Linked DNA regions of Mus musculus: region 1 is linked to region 2. Evidence: chromatin loops called from intact Hi-C (ENCODE). Cell type or tissue: heart. All regions are shown on one strand. Each heading gives the region's core, and the rest is flanking DNA. Links, peaks and the distances in the headings are about the cores only.

Evidence for each region. A loop is a pair of places that touch in the nucleus more often than their neighbours do. Peaks named below come from ENCODE experiments on the same cell type or tissue, not always from the same donor. Only the 100,000 strongest peaks of a DNase experiment are listed, where the experiment ranks them.
Region 1: it touches region 2 in a loop (4-fold over the local background); 2 of 42 quality-filtered maps call a loop at or near these places.

What each region holds. Positions count from the first base shown.
Region 1 is chr13:14,061,450-14,066,818 of GRCm38, forward strand. It overlaps Ggps1 (geranylgeranyl diphosphate synthase 1), which reads right to left and starts at 2,039. Exons shown (of 4, transcript NM_010282.3): 1 at 1,757-2,039. Arid4b (AT rich interactive domain 4B (RBP1-like)) reads left to right here and starts at 2,335. Exons shown (of 24, transcript NM_194262.2): 1 at 2,335-2,583; 2 at 3,376-3,430. The coding sequence starts at 3,425. In heart, for the core only: no CTCF peak of the experiment used is centred there; DNase peaks (open chromatin) are centred at 2,062, 3,272 and 3,432; H3K4me3 peaks cover 3,702 bases; H3K27ac peaks cover 2,760 bases.
Region 2 is chr13:14,626,970-14,632,338 of GRCm38, forward strand. It overlaps AW209491 (expressed sequence AW209491), which reads left to right and starts at 3,289. Exons shown (of 2, transcript NM_134067.4): 1 at 3,289-3,395. In heart, for the core only: a CTCF peak has its summit at 3,158; a DNase peak (open chromatin) is centred at 3,282; H3K4me3 peaks cover 1,512 bases; H3K27ac peaks cover 1,247 bases.

The DNA.
Region 1 (5,369 bases), core at 136-5,135, 570 kb before region 2:
GGAGGCAGATAATGTTGGTAACATCATTCTGGAAGAAGATTGTTAAAAAAAAAATTTTTTTTTTTTTTTTGGTTTTGGGTAAAGTCCAAAGGCTAGCAGCCATCTCTTCTCAACTAGAGTGGTAGCAAGAAGCCAGCTGCTATCTTGTTTGCATCCTGGAAAACACATTTGACCTAACTTATAATAATGAGGTCACTTTTCAAGAATTTGCCTCTTAGTCGACAGCAAGTGACAGTCTGCACAGAAATTAAGAGTCCTTTAAATTCTGAAGTTTTCTTAATCTTTCCTATTTCTCTACCAGTGATGAATTAAACACTCTTCCCTTTGCTCACTCACATTAACAATACTCATGTGAGTCATTAATGTTCTTTCCCCCAAAATATTTACACATAGTATTATCAGTGGAGGGGTAAACATGAGAACTCAATGTTTGTGAATACTGAGAAACAATGTTTGGTATTTTTTTTCTTAAGAGCCTAAGGCAGTTTGAGTTCTATACACTCTTGAAAAATTTTTTTTTTTTTTAAATCCACAACTGTCAATTTATCACAGTTAGACTTTTCGGCTTCTCGTGTACTAGACTTAAATTTAAGAGGTAATAATGGCTGAGGGGCACAAGCTCAGTTTTATATGGAGTCACTACAGAATGTCTCTGAATCTGACACCATTTTCCCACTTTCAAAATGAAAAGCTCGTAGCAATTTGTTCAAAGAGTAGATTAGTATTTATGCAAACAGATTGTTTCCACTGTAGAAATGCAATTGTAGCTGCCTCTCTAATTGTCCTCTATATACTTTTTTCTTGAGACAGGGTCTATGTGGCCTAAGCTAGCCTGGAACTCATACTGTAGATCAGGCTGGTCTTAGCACTTGTCACCACCACAATGCTAAGCATTTCCTCTTCTTTTGGGTGCGTTATCATTTTAGCAATTCAAGTTAGGAATCCAAGATATCCTATTGTTCACTGGGCCATTGGACCAGATAAAAACTGTTTTTAATTTTTTTTTTTTTCCTTTTTTGAAGACAGGGTCATCCTGTTTCAGTCTCCAGGGTACTGGATCAAAATTCCTACCTCACCTCTCTGGGCCTCAGTTCTTCCTACTGGGAAGTCTTTTTCCTGAAACAGGTTTCCTTTCCTTTAGGGACTTCCCTTAGTAACTCTGGCTGGCTTCTTGAGTCAAGCTTAGTTCTCACACTCTCAGGAAAACCTTTCTATACCTCTCGAAGCCAAAGGTCCTCCTATCAGGTTTCATTTTGACTAGACTTCCGTTCAGGAAGTTATACATCCCCTCTTTCCACATGAGGACTTCTAACATCTCAGAGGGTGAACTCTGAGCATCAAACATTCATACAATATTGAAAATTTCATGCAAAGTATCTCTCTCTCTTTTTAAAATAGGCCGGCTCTGGCTTGAGACTAGCGACACAGATATGGGTCACCGAGCTCAGCTGTTAGGCGCATAGCAAGAACCTTTGACTCCAAGCCCCGGGGGGCGATGGCTCTGAAGGAAAAGAAAGGGCTCCACACAGGCATAGCTGTAATAAGCTCGCAGGCGGGCTTCTTCCCTGCGCTGCACCGGTGGCCCTTCCACTCTTTCCGAGCTCCTCTGCCTCCCCTCATCCCAGCACCCGGCCGGCAGTCACTCCGAGCCGGGTCAGCATCCGGGTCCTCTCTCCCTCCTTACTGCTTCCTCCTCCGTACCGCCCCCTCCCCCGCTCCCCATCCGGGTCCCCCCTGCCACCGCGCTGTTGCTCACGGTTCCACGATGATCTCAGACTTGAAGCCGCCGCCGGTACGAGACTAGCAGTGCCCACATCGACTTCTCAATTTATTGTTCTGACTGCGGCTCTTCAAGAGGCTTCCTTGGAGCCCTCCCACTATTTCACACAGAAATCTCTGCCCTCCTCAGCGGCCAGCGACGCCGCAGCACTCAGTGCAAGAAAATACGCCATCCCTATCACACTGCGCAGGCGTCGTATGCCACCTCCCCTCTGCCTCATGGCCGCGCCTCCTTCCCCTCCCCTCTCTCGTCGAACGCAGGCAAGTGGGCATTGCGGTCTTGGTAGTTCTAATGTCCGTCAGTTTACCGATTGGCCTAGAAGACTGGACTACAATTCCCAGAAAGTATTGAGGGATAACTTTCTGTTTCCATAGAACTGGTGGGTAAATGGCGTCGTTGTTTGCATCGCTCAAACCAATAGAAACTTGGAAGAGGCGGGCTCCAAAGAATCCTACCCAATCCTAGGTCGTCTGAGAGGCATCCGGGAAAGAGGTAGGGGAGGGGCAAAGGGCCGAGGGGAGGGGAGAAGGGGCAGGGGGGCCAGAGAGGGGGGAAAGCGATGTTTGCCCGTCAGTCGAGTCCGGAGTGAGGAGCTCGGGCGCTGGAGCGGAGGGAGAGTCTCGAGCCGCAGTTTGCCGCCGCGACGGCCACCGCCTGGACTTCTGCCCGGAGGGAGCCGCTGAAGGTCGGCCGCCGTGTTCCTCTGGAGGGCTGTGAGACCGGGGCCCGGACCTCCGTCCGAGAGGGATTTTTTTGTCGCCCCCCTCCCCCCGCGAGGGAGCCGGAGCGGCCGCCAAACAAAGGTACCAGTCGCCGCCACGGGAGGAGGAGGAGTCGGAGCCGGAGTCCCGGCCGCCGGCGGACCCGCAGCTCCTTCGCTCTCTCTCCCCACAGGCCTGCTGGTGTTGGGGGTGGGGGGAGGCGGATCAGGGGGCTCTGGCCGCAGGGCTCAGACCTCGTCTGTGCCCGAGGTAGGGACATTCTTTTCTATGGGGGAAGCTCCGGGCCGGGCCGCGCATCGGGGCAGATGGCAACGGGGCTGAGTCGGCGCTCGCAGCGGGGCCTCGGCCTCCTGGGACCCCCGCCCCCCGCCGCGCCGAGCCGGAGCCGCCCTACCCGGGCCGCACCGTGGGCCCGGCGGCCTCGGGCCGCCGTGCTGGGAGCTGGATGTCCTCGGTGCCCGGTCCCGGCTCCCACTTGTGGGCCTTGGCTCGGGCGGGACGCGGGCGGACGCTGTGGGGCCGAGCCTCCGCAGCCCAAGGGCCCGCCGGTTCACCGAGGGCTCAGTCCGGGGGCTCCGGGCATCGCGGTTCCGTAGGCTTGGACGGTCGCAGCCGCGCTTCAGGCCGCGCCGGACCCTGGGCTTGTTGTGAGTTTTCTTCTGACAGAAATGGCGTCATCGTGGAGGACGGGGGAAAAGTCCGTGGAGTCGCGACAATGGGGCGGCGGGCGGTGGGGGCGGTAGGGGCGGTGGGATGGCGCGTGCCTGCTCGGGGCTCCTGGCCCCGCTCGGTGCCGCCCCCGCCCCTACGGCCTGGGGCGGGGGTGGTGGTGGTGCCGGTGGTGCTGACCCGGTGTCTTTGTTTCCCCTCCAGGTGCAGGTGAAGCTGGTGTCGCCGTGGGGATCGCGGCCCCAGAGTCACCATGAAGGTAAGGCGTCACTTAGCCAGTTTGAGTGGCTTTCGAATTCAGGAAGTGTCGGGGCTGTAGCAGGCCTGCGAGTTTTGCAGAGGCAGGTGTGTGTGTGTGTGTGTGTGTGTGTGTGTGTGGAGTGGCTCGGTGTGGAGCTTTCCCTGACAGGGTCAGCTGGAGCGAACATCCACAGGCTGTGTGTTTCGAAGTTATGGAGTCAGTTAGGAGATAACCTCACCCAAGCTGTTCAGGTTTCCCAAACAGAACAGCACCTTTTGCATGGAGCCGAAGGAACAACTGCACACATTAAAGCGTCTTAAATCGTAAAACGGAAAGCTGGTCTAGTAACCTGAATATTGAAACTGTAGTGGGTCTCTCTCTCTGTTCAATGATGAAAGGAAATGTCATTTGATTATGTGACCGGGACCGTAAATTTTAAGCAGAAAGCAAAATACTGAAGATGTTTAAAGCAGTTTGGTGCTCCTTCCCTAAAGAAACCCGAGTTGGCCTGCTGTGCCTTGTATTTCTAGGGACTTAGGTTTCTGTATGGTTTCTTTTTCTCACTGTTGGTGTACTGATCTTGGAGTTGACTCTTTTAAGATATGTTGTGTGTAATGGGCAGGTTGTACTGAAGTAAACATGTTGACCACAGAATAGCTTCTAAGAAATGTGTCTAAGAAGTAGTCTGTGTATTGATGGAATAAATCACAGCTGTTTTAGTTTTTTTTTTTTTTTCATATTGGTATGAAAAGCTTTAGGTATCTGAAAATATCTAGATTTAACTGTTGGAACTTTGATACTGGAAAATTTTTCTTTAAAATCTACTACAAATTCAGATATGCTTGGAAAGCGTGTGTATTGAAGTGTTAGAATGTAAATGACATCTACTTTTGACAGTTCTTTTGGGATTCTTTTTTTTTTTTAATTTAATTAATTTTTTTTTAAATTTTAATTAATCCAGTGAGGATTGCTTTTGTAGGACTGCATCCAGGTACAGTTTCAAAAGCTTCTGTTTGTAGACTACAAATGCTGTTGCCACTTTGTGTTTGTCTCTTGTACAAAGCAGTTTAGACCCTTTTAAAGGTTTTTTTTTTTTTTTTTTTTTTTTTTTTTTTTTTTTTTTTCCTCTTTTTGAGTTTGGGGCTCTGTAGAGGCTTGGCTTTTATTTTCTAAGTTCCTGTCTTTCATATGAATGAAAATGTAACCAGTGTTGTATGAGAGGTGGAACCTTTTTGTTTGTCACAGATGTACAACCTGTATGAAATAGTGAAAAGTGAGTGTCTTAGGGCAAAGTGAAGTTTTTAGGGAAAGCATATATCTGTCTTGTTGTTGGGTATGACTGGAGGAAAGCTTTAGGTTAACTGATAAATGTATACTGCACAATACATTTGGAAGCTGAATACATTTGGAATAAATGTTGTAATCTGTTAGTTCCTGTTGTGATGTCTGGCACATCTTAAATTCTCAGTAAATGTTTGTCTGAAAGGGAGGTACTGAGTTGAAGATGTCAATATGTTTTTGTTTTTCTTAATTTTCATTTTCTGTGTAAAAAAAACTTTTCTTTTTGAAGAGAAAAAAAGGAAGGAAGGAAGTAGGTAGGTAAGTCAGGTGTGAGGGTGCGTGACTGTTTCCACTTCCCATTGGTGGAAGGAGGATCAGTAGTTCAAGGACAGCCTGGGTTAGAGGCTAGCCTGGTCTACATATTGAGTTGGAGGGCAACAAGTCTACAGGAAACTGTTGTCCCCAACAAATAATCAAAATAACAATTAAAAATAAATATGTTGGAAACTTTAGCCTTAAAAGTTTCATGGTTTTAAACAAATTCTACTTTTGTGTGTATCTGTAACTGCTTTTAATATAAAGGTACTTTTTACTAGTAATGTTTAAAACAGTTGTTAAACTTTCAACTTTATAAAGAAACTTTCTAATTTTAGCTTAGGAAGTTTGGGGTAATCTA
Region 2 (5,369 bases), core at 257-5,256:
AATCTCTCTAGATTCGCCTTGATGTATTTGAGTCCAGCACAGTATTAATCATAAGGCTTTGTTTGGTTTTTTTTCGGGTTTTTTTTTTTGTTGTTGGTTTTTTTTGTTTTTTGTTTTTAATTATCTGACTGCAAAGAAATTAGAACAGTGGTTTTCAATCTGTAGGTTGCAACCCCCTTGGGAATTTAAATGACTCTTTCATAGGGGTCTTCTGAGTTTTGGGAAAACATATTTACATTATGATTCACAACAGCAAAATTAAAGTTGGGGCTGGAGAGATGGCTCAGCGGTTAAGAGCTCTGACTGTTCTTTCAGTGGTCATGAGTTCAAATCCCAGCAACCACATGGTGGCTCACAATTATCTGTAATGGAATCTGATGCCCTCTTCTGGTGTGTTTGAAGGCAGCTACAGTGTACTCGAATAAATAAAATAAATCTTAAAAAAAAACCAATGCAGTATTTAAAAAAAAATACAGCTAAGGTAGCAACAAAAATAATTAGGAAGACTGACAACCACTAAATTAAAAGGTTTCTCCCTTACATTGGTGAGTGTGTGTGTGTGTGTGTGTAAGTAAATTTGATATTGTTGGAAAGGTAGGATTTCTGTTAGCTGCTGTTTAATTTGTTTAAACCTGATGTCCAATATTAAAAAAAACAAAACACAACAGAATGCTGAGTGGTGGTTGCACAAGCCTTTATTTCCAGCACTTGAGAAACAGGTAAGTGGATCTGAAGTCAGTGCCAGCCTGATCTGCAGAGTTCCAGGACAACAAGGGCTACATAGAAGAAACACTGGCTCTCAAAACAAGAACCCCAGAAGAATGTCAACATGTATCAATCAAAGAGGAAAGTAGAGGTATATAAATTTAAGACGAGGAAAGTGCAGATAGTGCAGCGGAAGGAAACATTAGATTCAGGGTCAGCTATATTCTGCCTCCGCAAATGGAAAGCTGCCTGCAACCCCATCCCCTTTGTTCACAAGGCTGAACAGAACTCTTCATTGACCTTGAAACTCATCTGTTCCCCTTTTGTTCTAGTTGCTTCAGAAACTCATTCGTTGATGTAGGGGCTCATTGTACACCGAAACATTCTTAAATCATTTAGGCTTCTGGATGTTAGTTTCTTTTCATCTTGTGTATTATAGTGTTCCCAGTGTTCATAGCTTCTCCCAACATTTGGTTGTATCTGGAAAGCTTTGGCAGCAAATTCCTTACCATAAATCTTGCTTTGCAAAGTTACTAGCTGAGCAACGTGACTGTTCTTGACGTTTACATATACTGGGGAAGGGGAAGTAGAAGGGAAGAGTGAGGAAGATTCTGCTTTTTAATGGAGCACTGAGCTCTTTTACCATTTTTTGCATTTTCAGTTGATTGTCATACACAGGAGTTCCTGACTCTTGGTACTTAAGCTCACCTGCTTTCCAGTCAGTTTCCAAGCTTTTCAACTCTCCAGCCCTAACCTTTGCCTCGATGTAAAGAAGAGTAAAAACATACTCAGTGGGAGGGGTCGGTACTTCTCTAGGATTAGAATTTTAAGTTCCTGGCAACCAGTGCAATGGCCCCTTTATTAGCTATAGTTTGTGTCTGTGACAAAATACTTCCCTCTCTGTGGCCTTTGGGATTGTCTTTTGTTCCACAATTATTTGCCTTTTGATGAGTTTTTACTTCCCAAATGTGTGTGCCATCCTCTTGTAGGGGCCATGTTAATGTTCTCTGGATCACTTGGGTTTTAGTTTAAAATGTGCTGCCAAAGGAAGGACATTTGATAAGTTTCTTAATGGTTATTAGACCGAATGCCCAAGTAGGTCCTTATTAAAATTTTTTTTGTAAATTTTTTAGTATATTTACATTTTTCCTTTTACTTTTCTTGATTATGGACCTAAAATTTCTGTTAACTGAATATCTGATTCTTGCTCTTTGCTGTGTTTCAATTCCTTACTGTACTTTCTAGTCCACTGATGTTTAGAATATGCCTTTACTTCGAAGAGCTGTTTCCTATCTGTGCCTTCAGCCCTTAAATGAAGAGAAGCTTATTTGAGGGCCAAAGTAATCAGGTAGCTGAAGGTTCCAGTTACAAGGTACTTCTTAAGGAAACGTGCTGTTGTATGTGCCTTCTCTGTCCTCCAAATCCAAGCCGGAGAAGGTTGGGGAGTGTTGAGTTTGTGAATGAGTCTTCTTGTAGATTGTGATTGTCAGATTTCTTTGGAAGTTTTTACGTATTTACTGTTTGAAGGGAAAAGGTGTAGGGGGTGGGAGCATTGGAGGAGCAAGGAGGCTAGGGGCAACATTTAATCAGGAAAATTTCCCATTTTCTAATGGTGCCTATTTTTTGTTGGGCTTCTTTCTATCTTGACACCTGTTTACTTACATCACAATAAACTTATTTCTGAGGGAGGAATGGGCTGGCTGCCCTGGATGGGAGAAAGAACTCTGGTATGTTATTAATGGAGTCTTTTTAAAGAATGGTTTTAATTCTTGCCCCCCCCCCCCCCCCCCATTTAGACACACCTGAAGTTCCAAAGCCCTCTGGAATTTGTGCTTGATAAACCCTGGCAGGCTTTGCTGAAGGCATTTACAGCGTTGTTTGTGCCTCAGGGGCAAAATACATCTATTTACCCTTTAGTTTAGAACTAAATAAATTCGTGTGTAATGTATTTGGAATAGCGCTGGCTACAGAGCTTTTTTTTTTTTTTTTTTTTTTTTTTTTTAGTATATTTAAAGCACCGAATGAGATATTGCTCCTGTCTTAAGATTTTGGTAGTGTGTCTGATCTGAGTTACTTCTATCCTTAAAGTAGTACTTGGGACAAGGAAAACACAATTGAAATCTAATACTTAAAATAATACTTAAAAAAATACTTAAAATTAGTTTTGCTTTCTCAAACTCCCCCTCACCTCGGATAACTTTGAACTAAATATCCACAGCCCCTGAAGCTATGCAGTTCTCTGCCCTGTTCGGAAGGACAGCACATTTAAAGGTTCCTTCTATGTAAAGGCCAGGATGATGCAACTAAAAATGCTTCCGAGTGGCGTTTGGAACCTCATGGTTCTCGATTTTTATTTTGCTAAAAATATCCAAATCTGAGACCCAAATAAGTTTTAGCATTCAGGACTCAGTGAGATTGAGACCCAACCCTTGACCCGCCCCTGCTGGCTGGGAGCTCAGGTTTCCGTCGCTTTGGTAGCAGAAGCCGGTTGCCCTCAACAAATATGGTCGCTGCGGTGCCGCCTGGGACTCAAGCTCAAGCTCACCGGGCCGGAACCACGTAATGCCAGAGGCGGGACTCGGCAGGCGGAGTGCCTCTCAGCAGAACAAGGTGAGGACTGACTGGTGAGCTGTCTCTGCAGACTGCCTCTGTGTTCCCTCGCCATGTGCGCATGGTGTCTGGCGCTGCTGGTGAGGATCCGGGGACCAAGGGAGTGAGTGGGGAATAGAGGGAGGTGGAGAGGGAGGGCATGGGCCGGGTCTCGGGGCAGGAAGGGTCAGTACTGCGTCTTCCCTACTCTGGCCTCTAAGCACTAGGCCAGCTGGAGCCTGTTTGATCCGGACTTGTTGGATCAGGCCCAGCGGTGCAGGTGGACATACCAGAATGGGAACCACACTCACGCAGAAACACTTCACCCCAGGCTCTCGCACCTTGTCATAGTCCAACAGCCAGGCTGGCCACCTGGTGTGGTGTTCTGGGTCCTTCCATCTTTTCCTTCAGAATGGGAACAGGAGGCCAGTTGGTTATCCCCTTTGTTCTATTGAAACATTGCTAAGTTGACATCACATGCAGAAATCAGACAGTCTTGATTGCTTGATATTCTAAACCCTGTGGAAATCAAGAGGCAACTCCTTAAAAGACTGTATCCGGGAGTGGCAGCGCACACCTTTAATCCCAGTATTTGGGAGGCAGAGAAAGGTGGATTTCTGTGAGCTCAAGGCCAGCCTGGTCTACATATTAAGTTCCAGAACAAGCAGGGTTATGTGGAGAAACACTGTCTCAAAACACAAACAACAATCCCCCCTCCACCACCACCCCCCCAAAAAAATCCAACAAGCCCCAAGAAAACAAAAATCATCTATTGAAGGAGTAAGAGGTGAGAGATCCTAGGATGACTAGTTTAGGAGAGCCTCTTGTTTGGACAGTTTGTGGATTTTTAATATTAAGCAGTTGTTTTTACATTAAAAAAATCAGTTCTTTGAGAATTTCATATCATGTGTTTGGTTCATATCCACCATGGATGACTCAACCAATCCCATACTCCACCCCTCCTTCAAGACTGCTTTGTACTACCCAAATAGTCTAGGATGTGTGGTCTTCCACTGAAGGGTGGGAGGGAGGCTACACTCCTAGAGAAAACTGTCTCTCCCTCTCCCAGCCGCTCAGAATTGCCAGCAGTTGCCATGCTGGCTTAGGCTTGCGCAGGGTTGGTGCATGCTGTGTCCAGAGGAGGTTTCATTGCAGGTCTTACCTTTTTTCCTTTCACAATGATCCCTGAGCCTTGTGAGAGTAACATATGAGTGTTACATATGTCCCTTTTAGGAATAAGAGTTATATGTAGTCTTTTAGTCTCTGCACCTTGGCCAGTTGTGAGTATTAACAACTGTGTTAATAACTATCTACTGCAATAGAAGCCTCTTAGATGAGGGTTGAAAATACATTCATTTATGGGTATAATAATAAGTCAGTTTACACTATCTAGCAGCATAAAGTGGTAAGTTTTCCCCTAGGGCCTATGACTTCCCTAGCATAGGTTCGTAGCCTAATAATGATGCCAAGTATGGGTTTCATCCTATGGAGTGGCACTTAAATCCTATATATATATATGTGTGTGTGTGTGTGTGTGTGTGTGTGTGTGTGTGTGAATGTTTGGTGGATGTGTAGTCAGTATGGGGGAAGGGGATGCCTCCGTGGGCCCATACTGAGGTCCCCCTGAGGGGCCAGCCACAAGACCACAGTATAGTATAGAATAGTTTATTCAGGGAATGGGGAGGGGAGTTGACAGGGTAGGAGAGACAGAAAAAGGGGCGGGGGGGGGGGAGGAGAAGGGAGGGGAGCGGAGGAGAGGAGAAGATGGCCATGAGCACGTGGAGAGGAATGGGGAGAGAGGGGGACTAGATGACAGAGGGAGAGCAAGAAGGCAAGAGCAAGAGAGAGTGAGGGGTCGAGCAGCTCCTTTTATAGTGAGCCAGGCATATCTGGCTGTAGCCAGGTAACTGTGGGGTGGAGCTTAGACAAAATGTTAATACCAACCGTAAAGTGGCTGGTTACTCCCATAGTATTTGTGCTGCTGTTGTACTGATGGGCATGTCTTGCCAGGCCAGTCATAATTGTAACTCCAAGGATTCACAGATACTATTGAAGATTGCTTTTCTCCTCTGTTA